Regions from separate parts of the Homo sapiens genome. Here region 2 is linked to region 1. A link is an interaction called in ENCODE POLR2A ChIA-PET data of the cell type or tissue named here. Cell type or tissue: GM12878. All regions are shown on one strand. Each heading gives the region's core, and the rest is flanking DNA. Links, peaks and the distances in the headings are about the cores only.

Evidence for each region. ChIA-PET counts read pairs that join two places held together with the same protein. Peaks named below come from ENCODE experiments on the same cell type or tissue, not always from the same donor. Only the 100,000 strongest peaks of a DNase experiment are listed, where the experiment ranks them.
Region 2: POLR2A ChIA-PET joins it to region 1 with 5 read pairs; 2 of 35 experiments call an interaction of 5 or more read pairs at or near these places.

The regions. Positions count from the first base shown.
Region 1 is chr2:196,424,038-196,429,428 of GRCh38, forward strand. The region is part of intron 2 of HECW2 (HECT, C2 and WW domain containing E3 ubiquitin protein ligase 2); the gene reads right to left. It overlaps LOC105373822 (a long non-coding RNA gene), which reads left to right and starts at 4,216. Exons shown (of 3, transcript XR_923746.4): 1 at 4,216-4,258. In GM12878, for the core only: no CTCF peak of the experiment used is centred there; no DNase peak of the experiment used is centred there; H3K27ac peaks cover 1,144 bases.
Region 2 is chr2:196,540,808-196,546,198 of GRCh38, forward strand. All of the region lies in intron 1 of HECW2 (HECT, C2 and WW domain containing E3 ubiquitin protein ligase 2), which reads right to left. Among named protein-coding and RNA genes, the nearest start is that of HECW2, 50 kb to the right of the region's middle. In GM12878, for the core only: no CTCF peak of the experiment used is centred there; no DNase peak of the experiment used is centred there.

The DNA.
Region 1 (5,391 bases), core at 111-5,110:
TTTCCAACAGCATATGCTCACTTCATGTCTCTGTGTCACATTTTGCTATTTATTGCAATATTTCAAGCTTTTTCATTATTATTATGCCTGTCGTGATGATCTCTGATCAGTGGTCTTTTGATGATATTATTGTAATTGTTTTGAGGCACCATGAACTGTGCCCAAGACTATAAACTTAATCAATGAATATTGTGTGTGTTCTGACTGTTCCACTGACCCAACGATCCTCTTTCTCCCTCTCTTCAGCTGTCCTAACTCCTGAGACACAACAATATTGAAATTAGGCCAATTAATAACCCTACAATGGCCTCTAAGTATTTAAATGAAAGGAAAAGTCACACATCTCTCACTTTAAATCAAAAGTTAAAAGTGATTAAACTTAGAGAGGAAGGCATCTCAAAAATTGAGACAGGCCAAAAGCTAGGCCTCTTGCTTCGAACAGTTAGCCAAGTTGTAAAAGCAAAGGAAACGTTCTTGAAGGAAATTTAAAATGCTATTCCAAAGTACATACGAATGATAAGAAAGTGAAACAGCCTTATTATTGATATGGAGAAAATTATAGGAGTCTGGAGAGAAGATCAAAATAGTCAAAATATTCTCTTAAACCAAGCCTAATCCAGAGCAAGACCCTAACCCTATTCAATTCTATGAAGGCTGAGAGAGGTAAGGAAGCTGCAGAAGAAAAGCTGGAAGCTAGGAAAGGTTGATTCATAAGTTTAAGGAAAGAAGCCATCTCTATAGCATAAAAGTACAAAGTAAAACAGCAAGTGTTGATGTAGAAGTTGCAGTAAGTTATCCAGAAGATCTAGCTAAGATCATTGATTAAGGTGGCTACACTAAACAAATGATTTTCAATGTGGGCAAAACAGCCTTCTATTGGAAGAAGATGCCATCTAGGACTTCCATAGCTAGAGGAGATGTCAATGTCTGGCTTTAAAGCTTAAAGAACAGATTGACTCTCTTGTTAGGGGCTCATACAGCTGGTGACTTTAAGTTGAAGCCAATGCTCATTTACCATTCCAGAAATCCTAGAGCCCTTAAGAATTATACTAAAGCCACTCTGTTGGCACTCTAGAAATGGAACAACAAAGCCAAAATGACAGCACATCTGTCATTTAGATTTACTGAATATTTTTACGGAATATTTTGCTGAATATTTTAAGGCCACTATTGAGACATACTGCTTGGAAAAAAAAAAAAAAACTGCGACAAGTCACCTAAGAGGTCTGATGAAGATTTACAAGGAAATTAATGTTGTTTTCATGCCTGCTAACACAACACTCATTCTGTAGCCCATGGGCCAAGGAGTAATTTTGAATTTCAAGTCTTATTATTTAAGCAATACATTTCTTAAGGCTATAGCTGCCATAGATAGGAATTTCTCTGATGAATCTGGGCAAAGTAAATTAAAAACCTTCTGGAAGGGATTCACCATTCTAGATGCCATTCACAATTCATGGGGTAGACTAAAATATCACCATTGACAGGAGTCTGGAAGAAGTTGATTCCAACCCTCATGGATGACTTTGAAGGGTTCAAGACTTCAGTGATGGAAGTCACTGTAAATGTGGTAGAAATAGCAAGAGAACTAGAATTAGAAGTGGTGCCTGAAGATGTAACTGAGTTGCTCCAATCTTATGATAAAACTTGAATGGATAAGGAGTTCCTTCTTATGGGTGAGTAAAGAAAGTGGTTTCCTGAGATAAAATCTACTCCTGATAAAGAAGCTGTGAACATTGTTAAAATTACAACAACAAAAAAAATTAGAATATTCCATAAACTGAGTTGAAAAACTAGCAGCAGGGTTTGAAAAGATTGACTCCAATTTTGAAAAAAGTTCTACTGTGGGTAAAATGCTATCAAATAGCATTCATGCTACAGAGAAATCTTTCGTGAAAGGAAGAGTCTGTCAATGTAGCAAACTTCACTACTGTCTTATTTAAACACATTGTGCAGCTACCCGAACCTTCAGCAACCACCACCCTGATCAGTCAGCAGCTATCAACATGGAGGCAAGACACTCCACCAGCAAAAACATGATGACTTACTGAAGCTCAGATGATCATTAACATTTTTTTATGATAAAGTCTTTTTAAGTTAAGGTATGTACATCAGTTTTTTTTAGACATAGTGCTACTGCACACTTAATATTTAGATTACAGTATAGTGTACACACAACTTTTATATGCACTGAGAAACCAAAAAACTGTGACTGGCTTTAATTTGCTATTCACTTCATTATGGGGATCCAGAACCGAAACCACACTATCTCTAGTTATGCCTGTATTGTTTTCCATAATGGCTGTACTAATTTACATTCCCACCTACAGTGTGTAAGGGTTCCCTTTTCTCCAAATGTCACCAACACTTGTTATCTTTTGTCTTTTTGATAACAGCCATTCTAATAGGTGTGGGGTGATATCTCATTGTGGTTTGAATTTGCATTTCCATGATAATTAGTGATGTTGATTTTTTTTTTTAATATACCTGTTGGACATTTGCTTGTCTTCTTTTGAGAAGTGTCTATTCTGGTCCTTTGTCAATTAGATAGTTTAAAGGAAAATATTAACACTATAGCCAATCATCTAAAACTGCAAAAAATCAAGAAGGTGGTGAGCAAGTACTTAACAGTTGGGAAATACGAGACTACAATTCTCAGCACAGGAAAGAAAAATGAAGACTTGGAACATAGGACACTGAAGTTCCAGCCTTGACTCTTCCCCCAACAAGCTGTAGGGTATCATCATTCTAGACCTTAGTTATTTATTTATAAAACATAAGCTTAAACTTTGGGATCTTAAAGCTCTAAGATACATGATGATAATGCTTTGGTTTACTATTGCAATCTTACTTTATTTTATTCTCCAAATGTGAAGAAATATGAAAGATGTCAAAATATATTACCATGATACTTTTTTAAGACTGACAGTCAAAATACAGTTGTTCTGCCATTCACTTTTGAAGACATAATCAATCCATAGACACTGAGAGGTCTACTTAAAGTGTGGTCCAGAGAAATGCTGGTAAATTATTTGTTACCAGTCCATGACAATGTAAGAAGCTTGAGCCAGAATCTGAAATACTTACATCAAGAAACTTCAGATGATTTTTTTTCATAGCAACATTTTCTCATCGAAGAAATCAGTATATTGATTTACATTTTGGAGAGAGCACCTTATCTGTTCACAGATCAGTAACAGTTTGCAGACCAGTACTTTGAATAACTGCTGGTACATAGCATAGTATACACTTTTACATTTTCGTTATGCAAAATTAAAAAATAAATAATTGTCTTAATGTGCACTTTCGTAGTTCTGTTAAGTACCTGAAGTTGCCTACAAATGAGAAATGGCAAATGGAGCCTTTTGAAGTGTTTGTTTTTCTTTTGAACAGCCAGAAAAATGAGCATAGGTCCAAAGGTGAAGGGGAATTAGATAGTGAGCCTGAAACAAATTTACTATCATCTACATCCTCTTTAAACTGTTTCCATCTGATTCTTCATGGAAAGCTGTTTGTGTTGGATGACCTAAGTGTCTTTGTATAAGATAAGCATTTGGTTCTTTTTATTTGGTGCACTTAGGAGGAGGCAATAAATAGCACTGTTAAATTTGTGAGGAATCAATTCTAATTTTGGAGACCAACAATAAATTATAAGCCTAGTGATTTCCGCAAACCATCTGCAAGGGATTAATTGTTGTAATTTGGAGGTTTGGGCCTATAGCTCCATTGTGATCATCTCTAGAAATCTCAGGGTGTATATGAGGCTTTCTGGAAGGAGGAAATATAATTAGCATATGTTTTGAGAACTGTGTTCACACCCAAAGTCTTCTCAAATAATGCTTTGATATTTTCAACTTTTTTCTTTGTATTTCCAATAGGGCCTATTTACTGCCTAAAAATGCCTAAAGAAGGATTTACTTTTCTGATTCACATGCATATGTTTTCCCTCCAGATTAGAAGTGCTACAAGTCATCTGGAGTGAGTTGTACAGTTCAAAACATTCTGCACAATGAGCCAAACAAAAACAAAACTCACACTTCTAGAGGGGAAGAAAATGTAAGCCAAGAGAAACACAATCAAAATGCAGAGTGTGCCAACAAGCCACACCTCGTCAGCTTGATGTTCTACTAAATTCCTTCTCCTTTGGGACTTATTTCTATAGAGACCATCTCTCTGTTCCATAACTAAAACTAGAAGTTGCTAGGAAACAGGCTTCTCAGGACACAACTGAAGGGGAGAGGCTGCTTCCTACCAAAAGGTATAGAAATCTGAAGCTATTTCTGACATACATGCTATTGTTACGAAACCTGGATTCTCAGCACATCTATTTCACAGAGCCCAAGAGAGAATTTATTATGCATGTTCCTGTTTAGCCACACAGTATTAAATTTGTGACTTAACCTGAACCTCAAAAATCTTTTCCTGTTCTAGCATGGTGTTTCCTCTTTTCTTTCACTTCCTCTCCAAATGTATCATTTTACCTACTTTCATTTAATAGTATCCAAAAAATTGTTTTGCACATTTTCATGTTATTAATTACTCATTTGAAAGATTATTCCCAACACAGTATTGGTCCTATTAAAGCACTGAAAATTTCCACATGGCTTGGAGTTACTGTGTTCAGAATTTTTATATCAAAATTGTTGTTGCTTCTTTTAAAAACAACCTGGTGGCTTTCACAGATATTAAAATAGTCCTTAACACTCTCCACGAAGTAGTAACTACCAAAGCAGCCCACTCATTCTTTATCTTGCCTTTAAAAGCAGTTGTTACCCTTTTCCCTTTCTTGTATTTCTAGCTGTGTTAGTGGCTCTATTAGGAACAACTGCAGGTACAAGAAAGCCTGCTGCTGACTTAAACCAAGAGAAGAACATTTTTTCCCACATATAACATGAACTTCAGAGTGCCAGTCCAAGATCTATTTTCTGCTCTGCCATCCATAGCTTTTTATTCTCTTGATTGATGCCTCATGATTGCTACATGGATGCAACAGCTCAAGAAATCGTGTCTTTTCACCAGAGTTCCAAGTACAAGAGAAGAGGAAGTTTAAAAGACTCTTCATGAAACTCTGGCTTTTCATTGGAAAGCAAAGTTCCCCCAAAGGTTTCCCATTAGATCTCATGGGCAAGAACCGAGTCACATGTCTACTTCTAGACTACTCAATGTTTGGATTAGCATACAAGTTTAGACCTTTCCTGAGCCTGGGGGGGGCCTACCTGCCCTGAGATTAAGGACTTACTGCTCACAATGACCCTATCAGGGTTCTGACTACAGAGCGAAGGGGGCAGAAAATGGACCCTTGTGGGGTCTGGGATGCCAGGTCCTCATCCCTCTTTCCTGCTAGGGATAGAAATCTATTAGAAAATACAGTAAGAAGTGACAACATAGATG
Region 2 (5,391 bases), core at 90-5,089, 120 kb after region 1:
ATGAGGAAGCACAATATTTTTAATCACTACACTTTCTCCATAGGATAATCATACAAAGAAATGGCTGTTCCTCCCATTTACTGATGACAGAGAATGTGATTATCAGGAACTAGAAAGAAAAAACAAAGCAAACTTGTAAATGTAGCATCTTGCCAAGAGACTGAACATAAAGCCATCCATCAATGTGCCCTTCCGTCAATCAGTATCTTTATACTACAGATTCCCTTACCAACCTCATCCAAGTTAACCTTCACTAACCAACCACCCAAATAGCCAATGCTCTACATTTCCTCCATAAGATATGCTGAGTGATGCCCACTGGACCTCCTGGGAGCGGCTCTGCAGACTGCCTGTGCACCTCTGTACCTATCAGCTGGGTTGGCTGCCCCCAAAAGCCAACTGTATTTGTTAACAAACCTCTTTATGCCAGCTCTACTTGTTATTGTAATTATATAATTATGTAACATAATTAATATTATGTAATTTAATTGTATAATTTAATATTATGTAAACCACAGAAAATTTGAGAGGAAAAGAAAAAGTGATTATATCTATGGAAACCAAGTTAGATGCTCTGGAAAGGTTTAGTAAAAGGCGGGTAACTAAAAATACTTCTGTCAAATTCAGAATGGCTAGAGGATTGGGAGAAATCTTAAAATTCTAGAAGAAATCTTATCTCAGATTGCTTCCCAAGAGCCTTTAAGTCCTTTTACTAATGATGAAAGCACGGAGGAAGGCTTATGGGTATGGCTTCTGCAAGAAAGCCCAGAGGAACTCAAATTAGCAGATGCAGACTCAAAGAGAAGACCTCAGTTTTATATCAAAAGATTGGTAAGTGTGCATAAGGAATAATTCAATCACCTTTCATGATTCTCTGCTTTAACTGGTTACATTTAAAGATCCCTATAAGAAAACATTTAAAGGTTTTTTTTTTTGTTGCTTTCATTCCAAAACTACAAGTCCCAGAAACCAGAAAGGACTCTATCTCTTAAAAACAAACTCCTTCCAACACCTGAAGATTTTTTCAGAAAAATGTTCAACATTTTCAATAGTATGCAAGAACTATCTAAAGGAATAATTGCAGAAAAAAAGAAATTTTACTTCTATATTTGGTAAATATATAAATAGCAGGACAAACAAAAGAAATGGAATGTAACATAGAAAAAGACAAAGGTGCCAGGCACGGTGGCTCATGCCTGTAATCCCAGCACTTTGGGAGGCTGAGGTGGGCGGATCACGAGGTCAGGAGTTCGAGACCAGTCTGGCCAACATGGTGAAACCCCTTCTCTACTAAAAAAATACAAAAATTAGTCAGACGTGGTGGCGCACACCTGTAGTCCCAGCTACTCAGGAGGCTGAGGCAGGAGAATTGCTTGAACCCGGGAAGCGAAGGTTGCAGTGAGCTGAGATCTGGCCACTGCAATCCAGCCTGGGCGACAGAGTGAGACTCTGTCTCAGAAAAAAAAAAAAAAAAAGACAAAGGCACAAGTTTTTAAAAAGTACGGTAAACAAGAGAGAAGAACAAAAGAACTAGAATTGAAACCACACTGGACATAGAGAAAGGCAAATCCAACACTGGAAAACCGAATGACATGAAAAATAAACATTAAGAAAAATAAGCAGTGGTTAAAACTCATGTTTTGAAAAAGTTCCTACTGACATGGGAAATTGCTCATAGCATAATTTTTAGATAGTTTATTCATATTTTTAGAAAAAGTAACATATGCACATGGTACAACATTCAAAGGCAATAAGATGGTAAATATTGAAAAGTCTCCCTTACACCCTTTTCTGTCAGCCACCCATTCCTCTCCCCAGAAGCAACTACTGTTAACAGACTCTTCTGTTTCCTTCTAGGGGCAGTCCATGTATACAAGCAGGTGGGTATGAAAATAATATAGGATACAAATGTATCCTATATAAATAATGTAGGATACAAAGATATATATGTGCATATATATATAAATATATCTAGATAGATACATGGATACACAGAGAAAGACATATCTATATATAATCTAATATCTAATATACATCTAATAAAATATAGGTATTACATATCTAATATATATCTATATATAGGTATATCTAATATATGTAATATAGATCTATAGATATAGATAGCTATATATTATATATTTATATATTAATGATATATAGGTATTATACATATCTAATATATATAAAATCAGGCCTCAAAATTCAGTTGTAATACACACACACACACAAAGGAAAAAAGGACAACAGTAAGTTTGTCAAATATTAGCAGTTGCTATCACTGGGAGGTAGCATTTCAGTGATTTTTATTTTTTCTTTATGCCTTTTCATATTTTCCAGATTCTATGTAGTAATCAAATATTGCTACAGTCAGAAAATATTTTAGACATCAGTGGTTCAGTAGTTCAGTTAAATACAAATCTACAAGTGAAGAGTGTCACATATTTAGATGCCTATAATTTCTCAGAATTAGATATATATTTTTATATATATAAATTTGTTGTTTTTGGTAAAAAAAAAAAATGTTCTGTGTGTAGAACATTCAAGATACATTTTAAAGTCCTACCCAGAAAGACAAATCTGGAAATATTATAATGTATTTTTAATGTATTTGTAAATGTGCATATAATTATATAATCAATATAAAATGCCATACACAAATGTTAAATTATTGATCTTATTATAGATGTGCAGATGCGAGGTAATTACAAAAATTTAACTTTAATATTGCCATCCTTCTCAGTATGTAATCAGCCTTTGTGTGCTGCTGTTCATATTCTAAGGCATGGTTTAAAAACTTTTCTTTTTTTATTTTTTTTTTCTTTTGAGATGGAGTCTCGCTCTGTCGCCCACGCTGGAATGCAGTAGCGCAATCTTGGCTCACTGCAACTTCCGCCTGCTGGGTTCAAGCAATTCTCCTGCCTCAGCCTCCCGAGTAGCTGGCATTACAGGCACGTGCCACCACGCCCAGCTAATTTTTTGTATTTTTAGTAGAGACAGGATTTCACCATGCCAGGCAGGCTGGTCTCGAATTCCAGACCTCGTGATCTGCCCGCCTCGGCCTCCCAAACTGCTGGGATTACAGGCGTGAGCCATTGCACCCAGCCAGGAACTTTTCTTAGAAAGACAGGTAAATTGGTAATAAAACATCTAGAAAGCCTTAGGCAGCATTCTCAGGGCATTCAGTTCATCTACCCATCAGGCAGTCCCATGTTTCCACATTCCAGGACTCTGCTAGGTAAAGGGGATACAAAGATGAAGGAGGCAAAGTGACTACCTCAAGCAGCTCTCAAAGCAGGCACTATAAAAACTACTGCCAGCATTAAGGACAGTAACCAGTTTTCCTCAGAAGAACTGACACAACTCCACTCAGATCAAGACCGGAAGTATGGCCTTGCTCTTATCCAAAGGCCCCACACAGGCCTCTGTGGGATGGCAGGCCTCCAGCCCAGCCTCTAGCAGGACCAAGTGCCCAACTCAAGCTGGCTTCCCTCCCTCAGCCTCATGAGCCCCTGAAAGGCAGGCTAGAGTGGTTAATGAGGTCCCATTTGTCCTTGAGCTAAGAAACATGAGTCCCTCAGTGTGAAAGGGAAAGGAAGGGGAGAGACGGACAGTCAAGACCTGAACAGCCATCCCCTCCCCTTTCACAGCGTACACCTGTGACTCCCCAACTCCTGATTGCTGTAACCAATCCAGTTGGGGGGCACTGGAAGGTCTCAGCCCACTCTTCCAAAACTACCTCACAATTCCACAGGTACCACCATTTCTGAGAAATGAATTTCAACCTAAGTCATTTGCATAGCACGATGTAGGAATGGGATAAATAATGGTGCTACTTCGCAGACAGCAAGTCAAATCACAGGTCCCTGGAGAGTATTTCTATTAAACACAAAGCTGGCCAGATGACAGGTCCAATCAGTTGTGGCAATTCCATCTTCCTGTTGCCATGCCCTTTTTAAAAACTGGCATACCACACACACAATGTGGTAATCTGTGTGGGAATTCAACAGTAAAGAACAGGGGCTGGGGGAACAGGGAACAGCAAAGGAAAAAGGGCCCCGCAGGACCTCGAACCTCATACTTTGTTTTGCTCAAGTTCAGATTTTGCTTCTTAGCCAGGGAAGCTTAGAAACCCCATGAGTTGCCACATTCTGAGTAGACCCCTCTCAAGGGCAAGCTCACTTTAGTGAAACTCATAAGATCTACATGTGAGTGGGCGTGTGGATGTGTGTGTGTGTGATCACACATACCCAAACACAAAGAATGCTAATGTATTCATTGACAGGGAAAACTGCTTCCTGTAAGCTCATCATGTGGAAGTCAAATAATAGAGTGACAGAGGAAACCTGCAATGTCTGCCTATTCAAATCTACTCCCTCTTACGAAATCACAAAATTTTACCTCTGGGAACCATTCATCACCCATGATGAGAACTTATAATTTAGATGGTTGGGTGGGCACATGTCCCAGGACTGGCCAGTCTCAGGGCTGAAACTCCTCAGTAATTAGTCAGATTGCTAAAGGGTAAGGATATGAGCTGGAACACACTGAGGGCCATATCAAAGAGAGAGCATTGACTGAAAACAAAGCCCAACGGGAGAGCAGAAGGAAGAAATGGAGACAGCCACAGCCCAACAACATCACTATCTCTTGCAAACAAAAAGTCCTGATTAATAGATGAGAGTTTTGATAGGGAAAATGGAACTGGCTAAGGAGAGTTTGTAATATGATTTGAATATTTAATAAGCATTAGTTGAAAGCATTTACACAAGGGCACGCCAGGGATCATCCTTAGGCATCTTGCTCTGACACCTAACCAAGCACACCTGCCACTAACACAGTCTCTCTGAAACCATGCTCTTACATTCAATCCGTTCTGGCAGGACTGCAAGTCATTCTGTCTCTGCTCCATTATACAATAACTTTAAAAGTTAACTCTCAGAAAGCAATCACATTTCCCCTGTTCCCAAGTTCTTAAGAGGATGCATCACTTGGTCCCAAGTACTGAGAGTAATTGAAAACCACTTAATAGATTATAAAATTCTATGTTGCCCAAGAGAACTCAATTCCTCCAAATTAAATGCAATGAATTCATTCCAGTGAATTCTGGCATCAAAAAATCACTTACAGTAGCAAAATGACACACTGAATAGTTTCCAAGTATATATCTTTGACTATATCTTTGATGACATTTTCAATTATGGAGAACACATCACTCATACTTTAATAAAGGTGAGTTCTTTAAACCCACATTATTTCGAACACAAGGAGTTGTTTATGCTCACCACGATAAGAAATTCAGAGGACAAAAGTGCATGTTTGCAAATTTATCTCCTATTACAGCTACCTTTTATGCAAATGAAGGTTTCTTCCTTATAGGCACAAATCCTGTCT